Linked DNA regions of Homo sapiens: region 2 is linked to region 1. The links are chromatin contacts, found by Hi-C or POLR2A ChIA-PET in ENCODE. All regions are on one chromosome and are shown on one strand. The core of a region is the stretch at or near the end of the contact, and the rest is flanking DNA. Distances in the headings are between cores, read along the strand shown.

Region 1 (6,846 bases), core at 2,977-5,476:
AAATCCTTCCCATCTTAACTGGACAAAAATCATTTGCAATTTATTAATCTCAGCCATTTGTTTTTATAAGACCTGCAAGTGAAGGATGATTTTTATATTTTTAAATGGTTGAAAAAAATTAAAAGATTTTTTTTTTTTTTTGAGATGGAGTTTCACTCTTGTTGCCCAGGCTAGAATGCAATGGCAAAATCTCGGCTCACCACAACCTCCGCCTCCCAGGTTCAAGCAATTCTCCTGCCTCAGCCTCCCAAGTAAATGGGATTACAGGCATGTGCCACCACGCCCAGCTAATTTTTTGTATTTTTAGTAGAGATGGGGTTTCTCCATGTTGGTCAGGCTGGTCTTGAACTCCCGACCTCAGGTGATCCACCCACCTCAGCCTCCCAAAGTGCTGGGATTACAGGCGTGAACCACCGTGCCCAGCCTAAAAGAATATTTTATAACATAAAATGAAATATGAAAATGCTATGAAATCCAAATTTCAGTGTCTCTAAATAAAGTTTTATTGGAACAGTGTTAGGGCTCAGAAGACAATACCCTAAAGTAAGGGCTCAGAAGCAGTTTTTCTCTGACCTTGTCCTGCTTGCCTCTCAGCCTCATTCCCCCTTTCCCCCAAAAAGGCAAGCACAGATATTAGAATCCCTCTTCCCCAATGGAGATCATGGAAACCAAAACCCTTTTCCCCAAAGCCAGCCATAAAATCTAAAAATTTCCCCTACTTTTCTGTGTAAGAATTGGCCACAAAGAAATAATCTGACTGACCTTGTTTGGTTGTAGTTCATAAGACCCCCATTCCAGAAAGGGTCCTGCCCCATACCTGGAAGGAAATTATGCTGCAGAGAGTCCAAGAAGAATCTGAACAGACAGCCCTTGCTGGGTTCCCCCGCTCAGCCTATTAGCATTAGATCACACCCTTTTGGTCCAACCACAGTTCCACACAGCTATCCATTCATCATCAAACTGAAGCATAAAAATGGATAGCTTCCCCTGTATCTTTGGGTCTTCGATCTGAAGACTGCTGTGTCACGCAAAAGTATGATCAAAGAAATGTGTTATGCTTTTGTCTGTTAACCTTTTTGTTATAGAGGTGCTGGCCATGATTTTTATGATGGAGAAGAAAGGCATCATCCCTTTTCAGCACCTACAGTGGCTGTATCCATTCAGTTATGTATTACCCGTGGCTGCTTTCACACTATGATGGCAGAGTTAAGTAGCTACAGACAGTACATATTTTGGCCTACAAAGCCCAAAATATTTACTATCTGGCAGTCTGCAGAAAAACATTGCTACATTTTCCCCTAGATTATTAGATGATCTTTGCTGGGTTTGTCAGACAATGTTCTAGTAGGATATTAAAAGGGCACTCAGTCATCTTCCTGAACTTTTTTCTAAGTTTCAAGTACATTTTTCTTGAAGACTACCGTCAATGATAATTTAATTATAAATTTAAAAATAAAGAAGAGTATAACTGAATCATTTGTAACTCAAAGGATAAATGCATGAGGGAATAGATACCTCATTTTCCAAGATGTGATTATTACGCACTGCATGCCTGCATCAAAACATCTCATGTACCCCAGGTACATAAGCACCTACTATGTAGCCACAAAAATTAAAAAATTATTTTTCTTAAAAATGACCTAATACCAGATTATATTTTCCTCTTGAATCAATGACTCCTATAAAAGGAAAGTTGATCTCTGGTGTAGAGACAGTTGAGCTAAATAGAATCTTGGCATTTCAATGGTTAAACCAAGTACTTCAACAAGTTTACAAAATACAGAGTAACCTAAGCCAATATTTTCATTGATTCAAACCAATGGTCCCTTTTAAATTCTTCTCCAAAAGGAAGGAGTAGAAGGAAGAAAAATTAACATTTGGAAATCGTGCCTTGAAATTTTCTCACCTTACACTGTATGATAATACAGGCTCTAGGCCCATGGGCTGTTTTCTATGAAAATACGTCAGGACTCTTTGAGGTGTGATCCCAAGAGGGATTTGAAGCAGCAATCTGAGCGGGGCACAGTGTTTCGTGTCTATAATCCCAACTGTTTGGGAGGCTGAGGTGGGAGGATCATTTGAGCCCAGAAGTCCAAGAGCGGCTTGGGCAACATAGCCTGGACCCCTGTCTCTAAAAAAAAAAAAATATATATATATATACATATATATATATATATGTGTGTGTGTATGTGTGTGTGTGTGTATGTGTGTATATATATGTATGTGTGTGTATATATATGTGTGTGTGTATATACACACACACATATATATACACATACACACGTGTATATATATATATATATTAGCTGGGTGTGGTGGCGCATGCCCCTAGTCCCAGCTGCTTGGGAAGCTGAGGTGGGAGGATTGCTGGAGCTCAGGAGAAGGCTGCAGTGAGCTGAGATCGCACCACTGCACTCCAGCCTGGGTGACAGAGTGAAACCCTGTCTCAAAATTTTTTTTAAAAAGCAGCAATCTGATAAGGAGCCGAATGATAGGAGAGCAAGTGAAATATGAAGTCAGGATTGTTTCAATTTAATTAGCAGAAGCTGGATATAAGAAAAATATCTAGCAAGGATCGCCCTGGAAAGAGACCAAGAGTGCTCATTCTGAAATTTTTTAAAGAGAATGAAAGATTTCAGAAAGTAAAAAAAAAAAAAAAAAAAGGGGGGTATGTTTATAGTATCTCTGTATTTTAGATCCTCAAATATTTATATAGAGTTTTTAATTAGGGGCTGGACGTGATGGCTCACGCCTGTAATCCCAGCACTTAGGGAGGCCAATGCGGGTGGATTGCTTGAGATCAGGAGTTTGAGACCAGCCTGGCCAACATGGCAAAACCTGTCTCTACCAAAAATGCAAAAATTAGCTGGGCATGGTGGTGGGAGCCTGTAGTCCCAGCTACTGGGGAGGCTGAGATAGAATTGCTTGAACCTGGGAGGCAGAGGTTGCAGTGAGCCCAGATTGTGCCACTGCACTCCAGCCTCAGCGACAGAACGAGACTCCAGCCACTGCCCCCCACCCCCAACCAAAAAAAAAAAAAAAGTTTTTAGTTAAGAGATTAGAGAGCTTTTGTTGGAGTTCTGAGCAATGGCTGCTGCTGATGACCATGAAACCAGTTGAAGAACACAAGCCAGACTTCTTTACCTTGGTGCTTGAGTTTCTCATCATCTCCAATTTTTAAAATGTTATTCTTATCCAGGGTTCCCTCATAAACACTTCAAGTCCTTAAATTAACACTCAGTCCATTTTCCCAAATCCTTCCCACACACAAACCTTATTTTCCCACCCACAGACCTGTATTTTAAAATGCCAAATCCCCCTGAGTTTAAGAACTTGTCTTTCCTTAACTTCCACAAGCTGGTAATTAACTTTCCAAATGAGGCTGGTGAGCAATAGAAGAAATTGTTATCTTTCACCATCAATGTTTTGCACAAGATGCTGTGATGACACTGCTGGGATTTCAGACAGACAAAGCAGCCTGGAGTGTCTGCGCCACCCCAGACGGGGCTGCTGCTAGCCACAGCATTCTCTGTGCAAGGTTACCACTGTATTCCCCAAGGTGAGCTTTAGTCACAAATGTTGGTTCACAGATAAGAATAGCCTCATCAAAAGTTTAGGTACAGGCCAGGCACGGTGGCTCACGCCTGTAATCCCAACACTTCGGGAGGCATAGGTGGGTGGATCACCTGAGGTCAGGAGTTGGAGACCAACCTGGCTAACATGGTGAAACCCCACCTCTACTAAAAAATGCAAAAATTAGCTGGGTGCAGTGGCGGGCGCCTGTAATCCCAGCTACTTGGGAGGCTGAGGCAGGAGAATCACTTGAACCCAGGAGGTGGAGGTTGCAGTGAGCCGAGATTGTACCACTGCACTCCAGCCTGGGCAACAAGAGTGAAACTCCATCTCAAAAATAAATAAATTAAAAAAATAAAGTTTAGATATCCCTAGACTGTGTACATTCAAGGTGAGGAAATGATGTAATCTTTCTTTGAACCCAGAGGGCAATTTTTCTAAAATCATCTTTTTGCATCAACACATCCTAAGGGGATGTTTTTCTCTCTGTTCAATGGCTAGACCACAAACCTTCCAGAAAAACAACCATCCTATGAGAGCAAACACACGGGGAGGGAGTGGAGAAGGCATCCTCAGGATCCCTTATTTACAATAACGAAAATGTGGAGGTCATGGTGGACGGCTCTGCTGCCCTCTACTGGCCATGTCAAGCATCATCAGCCACAATAACACACAGTCTGCCGCCCTGGTTTTTCCCTTTGTGGTTTTAATTAGGCACTGCTCTTCCCGAGGAAAACCTGGGTGAGAGAGGCAGGAGGCCCCCACCCATGGAACCTCAGATCTGGATGGAACATCTAATGCAACATGGGCACATTACACAACCCTAAGGGGTGCCATTCCTGTGGAATACATCAACAGAGCTCTTGCACTTAAGCAATCCTGCAGCCCCAGTGGGTCATTTAATAAATGCCCCAGAATGGTAAGTGATCATTCCAGGGTCATCAGACCTGTGATGGACCAGAAGCAGGACCTGTTGCTTGCCTCAAGGGAGTGGCAAAGGGAAACAAGATTCCTACAAAGGAAAACAGGTTCCGACTGGGCTGGCCCCAGTGAGGAGAGCCAAGTCAGAACATGTATCCACTTCCTATTCTACGCTTCAACTATCCATCTGTCTAGCCATAACTCATTGTGCCAGGTACTCATTGCAGATACATACCACCAGATGGGAGAGACAAGCCTACTCCGGAGGGGGCTGAACAATTAGGGAGATTCAGACAAGTAAACCAGCAATTACCCTATAATGCTGTAGAAGTCTGGGTCAGGTGTGGTAGCTCATGCCTGTAATCCCAGCACTTTGGGAGGCCGAGGTGGGAGGATCACTTGAGCTCAGGAATTCAAGACCAGCCTGGGCAACATAGTGAGACCTCATCTTTATTTAAAAAAAAATAAAAAATAAAAGGCTGAAGCAAAGAAGTCCTGATTGTTACTGAGCACAGAGCTGGAGGGGCACACAACACAGACTGAGAGGTGGGAAAATCAAGGATGGTTTCCTGAAGACAGTGACATCCAAGACAGAACAAAAGGATTTAAAGGATATATAGATATTAGCCAGGTGAGGTGGGCATGGAAACCATTACAGGCAAGTGGAATAACAGGTAGAATAAAGCAGAGATGAGACAGCATGGAACATTTTAGGAACTGGAGGTCCAGTGGAGCTGGAACGTAGGGTGGATAGATATCCAGGCAACAAACAAAGCCAGATAGAAAGGCAGGCCCCGGATCACACAGGGCCTTGCAGTCCAGGAAAGGAGTCTGAACCATAGCCCGGAGGCCATGAGGAGCTGCTAGGGGTTTAAGCAGAGGGGAGACATTAATAGATGTGGGTATGGGTTTCCTCCATCATACTAGGCTCTGAAGAGGTTCCATGAAGGGCAGTCATCCTTCCTGCCCCCAAGGAACTTACAGTTCCTCAACTTAACAAAATGATATACAATAGTTGGATCTATGCTTACTACTGAATCATTTACTTCTATTCATTGGGTGTCTATCACCCTAATTGAATGCAAGCTCCACAAAGACAGGGATTTTCTCTTTCCGCTGTTTTGTTTTGTTTTTTTTTTTTTTTTTTTTTTTGAGATGGAGTCTCGCTTTATTGCCCAGGCTGGAACACAGTGTTGCAATCTTGGCTTACTGCAACCTCCGCCTCCTGGATTCAAACAATTCTCCTGTCTCAGCCTCCCGAGTAGCTGAGACTACAGGTGCACGACATTATGCCCAGCTAATTTTTGTATTTTTAACAGAGATGGGGTTTCACCACATTGCTCAGGCTGTTCTCGAACTCCTGACCTCAGGTGATCCACTTGCCTTGGCCTCCCAAAGGGCTGGGATTACAGGCATGAGCTACCGTGCCCAGCCTAAATCCTCAGTTTTGAGATCTATGCCTGGAACAAAATATGTGTTCAAATAATTGCTGAATAAATCACCATTCACTTCCTATAAAGTTTGTTGTTTTGTTTCATTTTGTTTTATTTTTTGAGACAGAGTCTTGCTCTGTCACCCAGGCTGGATTGCAGTGGCATGATATCAGCTCACTACAACCTCCGCCTCCCAAGCTCAAGAGATTCTCCTGCCTCAACCTCCCAAGTAGCTGGGATTATAGGTGTGCACCACCACACCCAGCTAATTTTTGTAGTTTTAGTAGAGATGGGGTTTCACCATGTTGGCCTGGCTGGTCTCAAATTCCTGGCCTTGAGTGATCCGCTCGCCTCGGCCTCCCAAAGTGCTGGGATTACAGGTGTGAGCCACCGCATCTGGCCACAGTTTTGTGTTTTAAAGAATAGACACAATATCTTTATTCACTGCATGCAAGGGCACATGGAAGGCAGGGCAGAAAACAAGAAGACGGATCTGCCCTCGAGGAGCTGATGTTTATTAAATGCCTATCTGCTGCCGCATACTTTATGTGGCTTCTCCTAGAGAAGTATCATTCCCATTTTATAGATGAGAAAACTGAGGCTCCAAGAAGAAATTTGACCAAGGATCCAGAGATAGTAAGTGGTAAGGCTGGAATTCAAAACCAGACCTGCCTGACTGCAGACTCCCACCTGGCTCTGGGCAACAGCTATGTGACTGGCAGCCACACAAGGCAGCAGCACTAAGCCAGAGGGAACGTGGAGAAGGACAAAAATGCAGCGTAAAGCATAATCGGAAAACGTTTCATAGAGAAGAAGGCATCTGGAAGCCTCACAGGATGTGAAAATGTCTAAAGTGAAATGGAAGAGCATTCCTGACAGAGGGACAGCAAGCACAAAGACCTGGACACAGATGTGCACA
Region 2 (7,180 bases), core at 4,554-7,053, 190 kb before region 1:
ATAAGGATTTCATGTTTGTTTGCAGGGTTTCAAAATCACTTTTTACTGTCTGCATATTAATACACTTAGGTTTTAAATATTTTTTCATGCAAGAGAGGTTTTCTGTTTTAGAGGAATGTGTTTTGAGTGTGTGGTACTGGTGGTGCCTAAAGAAGAATAACTTTTTTTTTTTTTTTGAGAAGTCTTGCTGTGTTACCCAGGCTGGAGTGCAGTGGCGCAATAGCAGCTCACTGCATCTTCCACCTCCCGGGTTCAAACGATTCTCCTGCTTCAGCCTCCCGAATAGCTGGGATTACAGGCGTGTGCCACCACACCCAGCAAATTTTTGTACTTTTAGTAGAGATGGGGTTTCGCCATATTGGCCAGGCTGGTCTCAAACTCCTGACCTCAGGTGATCCGCCCACCTCGGCCTCCCAAAGGAATAATATTTTTTAAGAGAGAATGTCTTCTATCCCATGCTATTGCAGTCGGAGTCTATTAAGAACAACAGTAGCCAACATTTTTGGGACGTTTACATTTATTAGTGGTATAGCTCAGATTTGAACTCAGGTAGACTGGCTCTAGAACCCGTTTATTGAACACTACATTATGGTCTAAAAATGATTGTCTTGTTTCAATTAACTTGAATGTATTCCAAATATTAGTAAATAGAATTTTATATTTATATGTAATAAATTTGAAATAATCAAAAGGATTAAAAAATAAAGTACTACAGGGAAACACCTTTTAGAAGCAGAGAAAACCTCTTTTTTTTTTTTTCTTTTTTGAGACAGAGTTTCGTTCTTGTCACCCAGGCTGGAGTGCAATGGCACGATCTCGGCTCACTGCAACCTTGTGCTTCCTGGGTTTAAGTGATTCTCCTGCCTCAGCCTCCCAAGTAGCTGGGATTACAGGTGCCTGCCACCACACCCAGCTAATTTTTGTATTTTTAATAGAGATAGGGTTTCACCATGTTGGCCATGGTGTTCTTGAACTCCTGACCTCAGGTGATCCACCTGTCTTGGCCTCCCAAAGTGCTGGGATTACAGGTGTGAACCACCGTGCCCGGCAAGAAAACCTCTTACATTTTATATAAATGTTAAGTGAATGATTGACAATTTAGGAATTCTGTGTTAAATAGTTTTATTGATTTTTTTTTTTTTTTTTTTTGAGATGGAGTCTCGCTCTGTCGCCCAGGCTGGAATGCAGTGGTGTGACCTTGGCTCACTGCAACCTCTGCCTCCTGGGTTCAAGTGATTCTCTTGCCTCAGCCTCCAGAATAGCTGGGACTACAGGCACCCACCACCACGCCCAGCTAATTTTTTTTGTATTTTTAGTAGAGACAGGGTTTCACCATGTTGGTCAGGCTGGTCTCGAACTCCTGACCTCGTGATCTGCCCGTCTCGGCCTCCCAAAGTGCTGAGATTACAGGCGTGAGCCACCGTGCCTGGCCAGTTTTATTGATATTAGGTTTAGTGGAGTTTGCAGTTCAGAAAACTCAAAAAGTATCAGACTTAAAACCCTTTGGAGTGGCTATCATTTTACCAAGTTTCCCTTTCTGAATCAAGTATATATGTCATTACTGTTTTCAGTTGGCATATGAGAGCCTTGTGAGGTAATGCCTGAGAGAGCACTTGGAAACCCATGAAACATCTCATGATTGTAAGCTGCATTATGATAAGATATGGAAGCTTTTATGTAGTAGATAAACTCATCATATAAGCTCACTGTAGATTACCCACTTGGAACAGTTGAAGGCAATGTGTTATTCCAGAAAGCTTCAGTGTCTAAAAAACACACTATTGGCATACTTCTATTTAATAACGGGTGGTTTTTAAAATTCTTTCTTTTAGAAAGTGCTTTCAAAGCATTGGAGTGCTCTCAGAGATGTCATCCTACCATAAAATACTTTGAAAGGAAAGAAAAATGCTTTTTTGCTGGAAGTAAGATGGAATTGTAATAAATGCTTTGGCTTAGATAATTTTAATATGTCCCAGAGAAAAAGAGGACACACACAAACACTTGCACGAGATACACACGAGATCTTTTCCGGGACTGTTTTTTTTTTTTTTTCTTTTTTTGGACTGGATAATAAAAAATGTCCCAGTTAGCTGGGACTACAGGCTCATGCCACCTCTCCTGGCATAGGGGATTGTTGTTATTAAAAGTTTATCTTGTAATGTGTTCTCTCAATAATCCCAGCCCAGTGTGGATACTGTTTTTTTACAGGGTATTTATTGAATGCCAGGCTTATTGAAAAGTTAGAAGTTTGGGTATGTAAGTTTGGGTTGTATCAAGAAAAACAAGTAAGTAGCCAGAGCTTTTTAAAGTTAAAAATGAAAAAGTTCATTTCCATGAATCTAACTGTATTGTATTCCTTTTGTGTTTTGTATGTATGCATAGGATTTTTATATTACTTTGGGAACAGGATGTGTGTTTTTGTTGGCATCCATCATTTTTGTTTCCACACATGACAGGACTTCAGCTGAGATTGCTGCAATTGTAAGTACCTTGTATTTTTAACATTGCTTATTTTTGTTTCCTTAGAAATATGGAATTTGGAGAGTACTTGACAAGTTATACAGCATGTTAGAGTTGTTTTTCTTATAACTTACTTTTTAGTGTAATTTTGAATAGAAGACCTACAAGCAAATCAATATGATAGCCTTTAAAACCTAGAGCCTATAGAATTTGACTGAATTTTGTTTAAAAAAAATCCACTTACTCCACATACCGTGTGTTATTGCTAATGGAAGTGGTAAAATTGACTTTATTATTTTATATTTCTCCACTTTCAGTTCAATAAATGCACACCTACATGCCAGGTGTTTTCTAGGTATGGAGAATATATGGGAGAAATGATTCAGAGACTCAGTCTAGAAAAGGAGACGGAAAAGTAAAATTGTAATGGAGTTTGTTAAATGAACCAATAGCAGTTGTTCTGAGACTGGGTGCCGTGGCTCAGGCTTGTAATCCCAGCACTTTGGGAGGCCAAGGTGAGAGAATCACTTGAAGCCAGGAGTTCAAGACCAGCCTGGGCAAGCAACATAGTGAGACCTCATCTCTATAAGAAGAAAAAAAAAAATAATAGAAAAAAAAGTTGGTCTAGACAGCAGTTTTCAGTGGGTTATACATATCCTTAAAGTTTCATCAGACTTTTCAAGGAGTATGAGGCAGAGATAGTGTTGAGGAAATTAATTTCCAGCTTTTAAACCTCCATATGTAATCTTTTTTAAAACTTGTATGTCTGAGAATTTATCTCTGGTGAAGGAGTCTCACCGGCACTTTTCCACCTTCCCATTCACAGTCGCCACCTACCTTGCCCCTCAAAAAGAAAAAAAACTTGCTTGTCCTGAATCTTGCTGGATTAGTTCCTTCTTGCCCTGCTATATAGAAATACCTGACACTGGGTAACTTATAAAGAAAAGAGGTTTAATTGCCTCATGGTTCTGACAGCTCTATAGGAAGCATAGCAAGGGAGGCCTCAGGAAATTTACAGTCATGGCAGAAGGCGAGGCGGAAGCAGGCACATCTTACATGGCCAGAGCAGGAGGAATAGAGAGAGTGGGGAGGTGCTACACACTTTTAAACAAGCAGATCTTGCAGTAACTCACTATTACAAGAACAGCGCCAGAGGGGGAGTCTGCCCCATGATCCTGTCACTTCCAGCTAGGCTCCACCCCCAACATTGGGGATTATAATTTGACATGAGAATTGGGTGGGGACACAAACCCAAGCCATATCACTTATTATGGTGGATTACCCTGAATTGTAAAACAAAAAAACCCTTGAGTACAACAAAGAGACAGTTGAAAATAAAGATCCAATTTTTCTCTGAAATTCTTGGGGCCAGAATTTTTTTCTTTTGGATTCAGAATATTCTGGATTTTAGAAAGGTAGTGCTGTACATATGCTATATTACACAACACCACTTGAGGGCCTGCGACAGTACCCTGTAATCTAACATTGGTATATCTGAAGTAAAACATATGAATATTTATAGTAAAAGGGATAAGAAAAGACTAAGTAGTCTTACTCCATGTAAATAGGCTTACTTTGTGTCAATTTTGAGCCAAGTGAATCATGAAAACCTTGAGTTAATGTAGTTCTTTGGGTTTCGGAATTGTAAATTAAGGATCATGGCCTTGGACTGGTAGCAGTGCTGTGAACTTGAATGACTAGCAACTGGACAACAAATCATCTTGCAAGTCAGCTGGTTTCCAATTAATACTTTGTTTTTAACAAAATTGAAGTTAGGCCGGGCGTGGTGGGTGGTGGGTCAACGCCTGTAATCCCAGCACTTTGGGAGGCCAAGGCGGGCGGATCAGGAGGTCAGAAGTTTGAGACCAGCTTGGCCAATATAGTGAAAGCTTGTCTCTACTAAAAATACAAAACTTAGCCGGGCATGGTGGCAGGCGCCTGTAGTCCCAGCTACTCGAGAGGCTGAGGCAGGAAAATCGCTTGAACCGAGGAGGCGGAGGTTGCAGTGAGCCAAGATTGTGCCACTGCACTCCAGTGTAAGTGACAGAGTGAGACTCCATCTCAAAAACCAAAAACAAAATTGAAGTTGTAATTAATAGAGTTGTCAGCTAATACATCATTAAAACTGCATTTTATGATAGAAAACTCAAAAGGAGTTCAGAGAATTGCATGGCTATATTTATCTATTCATATGACAACAGTTTCTTAGCACTTACATGTGTAAAAACAAAACATAGAAATAAAATTAACACTGAATCTTGATTCATTCTAGCAATAAGCAATATTTATTCATGGGTACATGAACCAATAGAAGAGAAAAATCAAAGTTTTAATAGGGCTTTATGGTTAATTTCAGTTTAGAAACATTTTTGTTGCAGAGGAGTATGAGATGGTGATCAATAAAATAATGAGTTTTTTAACTCATTTTTAATTTTAAAAAGCTCTGGCTACTTATTTGTATAAAAATACATTACTATAAAATTCTGTGGGGAAAGTGAAATGAAGTTGAGGAAAAATTGAGTTCCAGGGAAAAAATTTACAGCTATAAAAAAAATTTTTATATTTTAATTAGACTGTCCCAGTATTTATATTTCATTGGATATATTTAATAGTGACAGGTAGTTTAAAAAGCTGATATTTATAATATGCTGGAAATTACCTTTTGTAACTATTTAAATTATGAAAAGTTTTATAGACTTAAATGCATGAGGAAGTTCTTTTTTTTTTTTTAATTCAGAAGTGTGTGAACAAAAGAGCTAGAAGATGACTTGTGGTGATCAGAGACAGCTTCAAAAACAAGGGTGACATTTGGTCTGAGTTTGATGTATTTAAGAAAGTTGCCAGGAAAATAAGGGGATAAATGCCATCAAGTCAAAAATAAAGATTCCAGAGGGAAAAAGACTTGGCTTTTGTGGCGGGGGATGGGAGGGTGGGAGGCGTTGATAATTAAATTTAGATTGGATATGTTGGGGATATCTGGGGGACTTAATGAATTTGGAGCTCAGTTTACTTTGTGGTAAAATGAGGTGGAATGCTTATTCTTTAGAGGGGGGAGGAGAGGTCAGGAGACTGCAACAGACTGTAAGAGAATGTTATTAATAAAAATCGTGGAGATAGGGAGTTTAGATTTGGAAGAGACTTTAGCCATCACCTACATCAATTTTCTCTTTTTTACAGAGAACTTATCTGGCCCCCATATCCTTAAGGGTTTTGCTAGTGGAGAAGCTAAATTTGAAGCAGACGCATGGTCTTCTGTCTCTTGATAGAATTCTCAGAACGTATGATCGTATTTTAGAAGAGAACAGTTGAGGAAGTGATTTAAGGAAGAGGAAGTAGGTAGTGGCGTCATGTCACTGTGTCATTGCAGTGTGACAACTGGAACATTATTTAAGTAATTTAACCTAATAGTATCTTCAAAATGGAATTTCTGTTTTGATATTAATAACTTTTTTCATTTTCACCTAGGCTGAGTTGCCTAGTCACGTATTTTCCTTATCGCATCTGTGGGTCAATCTAACCATGCAAATATTTTTGTTTTGTATCATTTTATAGGATTTAATGTTTATCTGTTAACCCTACTTTCATATATTAGCCCTCCACATATAAACATGCACACATAAGGCAGAACATTAATATTTTGTGAGACTTTGACTAATAGCCATTATTCTGGAAGTTTTTCTTTTATAACTTCTTTCCATTTTTTGATGACTTAAAAAAATTTTTTTTACCATTAAAGAGTAGTCGTGTATAAGATAAAATTCATGAACATCTTGTTTATATGAAACATTCTCCAAGCCAAGTAGGAAATGTAAGATTATATTCCAAAATTCTCATATAACCTTTCCTCCTTTTTTTCCTCAGGTGTTTGGATTTATAGCAAGTTTTATGTTCCTACTTGACTTTATCACTATGCTGTATGAAAAACGACAGGAGTCCCAGCTGAGAAAACCTGAAAATACCACTAGGGCTGAAGCCCTCACTGAGCCACTTAATGCCTAAAGACTCTGGGGAGCAGATGTTACCTAAGGTAGTGACCCTGCATTGTGGTGCCTGAGCCCTGGCAGAAGCTCTTGTAAAATTTGTTAATTGTTTAAACCACTTCTTTTGGAGAGCAAGGGGAAGGTCAAGAAGGCAGTTTTATCAATATTGTGTCAGTCACCACAAAGTAGGCCAGATAAGTTAAAAAAAATTTTTTTTTAAATAATAATTGAAACTTATCTCAAATGGAGATTTTGGTGGGAGGAGGAGAAAACAATTGTTTTTAAATCACACAGCTCAACGGTTGATAAATGATTCTGTCATTCTGTTACAGGTCATTCTTTTACTAGGCTTAGCTTCCAAATTATGCTTTATAGCTGTATAAACATCGTGATTATATTCATCTACTTAGAAATTGTTTTATTTTTAAATTAATTTGCTTAGCTGTTTGTTTTGATGCTTAGATTATGTTCTGTTAATGGGAATTTAACATATTTAAGAAACCAATATTTAAAATGTTGGTCTAGGTTTTTTTCCTTAACATATATTACCAGGCTTTACTGTATTTCACTCAGCCTTAAATGTTATAATATTTTTGGATAACGGTTATTAATTCTTTGAGACCTTCGTATAGCCTATAAAATGTATGGGAGATGTTGGTATTTTATGTGTATAAAAGCAACAATATCAGCAACTTCGTGTTTATACTGCACCTTGGTTGTTGATGTCAAGTAAAAAAAAG

The links. A loop is a pair of places that touch in the nucleus more often than their neighbours do. ChIA-PET counts read pairs that join two places held with the same protein, here RNA polymerase II (POLR2A). Pooled maps may share reads with other maps.
Region 2: a loop to region 1 is called in a pooled map, with 3 times the contacts of the local background. The contact joins two enhancer-like sites. A Hi-C loop is called at or near these places in 16 of 168 maps with a recorded cell type or tissue (GM12878, GM23248, HAP-1 and 8 more) and 4 of 50 pooled maps. POLR2A ChIA-PET finds 5 or more read pairs at or near these places in 6 of 52 experiments (BJ, IMR-90, MCF 10A and 3 more).

What each region holds. Positions count from the first base shown.
Region 1 is chr3:32,294,256-32,301,101 of GRCh38, reverse strand. The region is part of intron 1 of CMTM8 (CKLF like MARVEL transmembrane domain containing 8); the gene reads right to left. Among named protein-coding and RNA genes, the nearest start is that of CMTM8, 59 kb to the right of the region's middle. Within about 2 kb of position 4,226, at least 2 of the 41 ENCODE cell types and tissues checked have a DNase peak (open chromatin) inside an H3K27ac peak, as active enhancers do.
Region 2 is chr3:32,483,239-32,490,418 of GRCh38, reverse strand. CMTM6 (CKLF like MARVEL transmembrane domain containing 6) reads left to right here. Exons shown (of 4, transcript NM_017801.3): 3 at 2,383-2,481; 4 at 6,322-7,180. The coding sequence ends at 6,459. Among named protein-coding and RNA genes, the nearest start is that of CMTM6, 16 kb to the left of the region's middle. Within about 2 kb of position 5,803, at least 2 of the 41 ENCODE cell types and tissues checked have a DNase peak (open chromatin) inside an H3K27ac peak, as active enhancers do.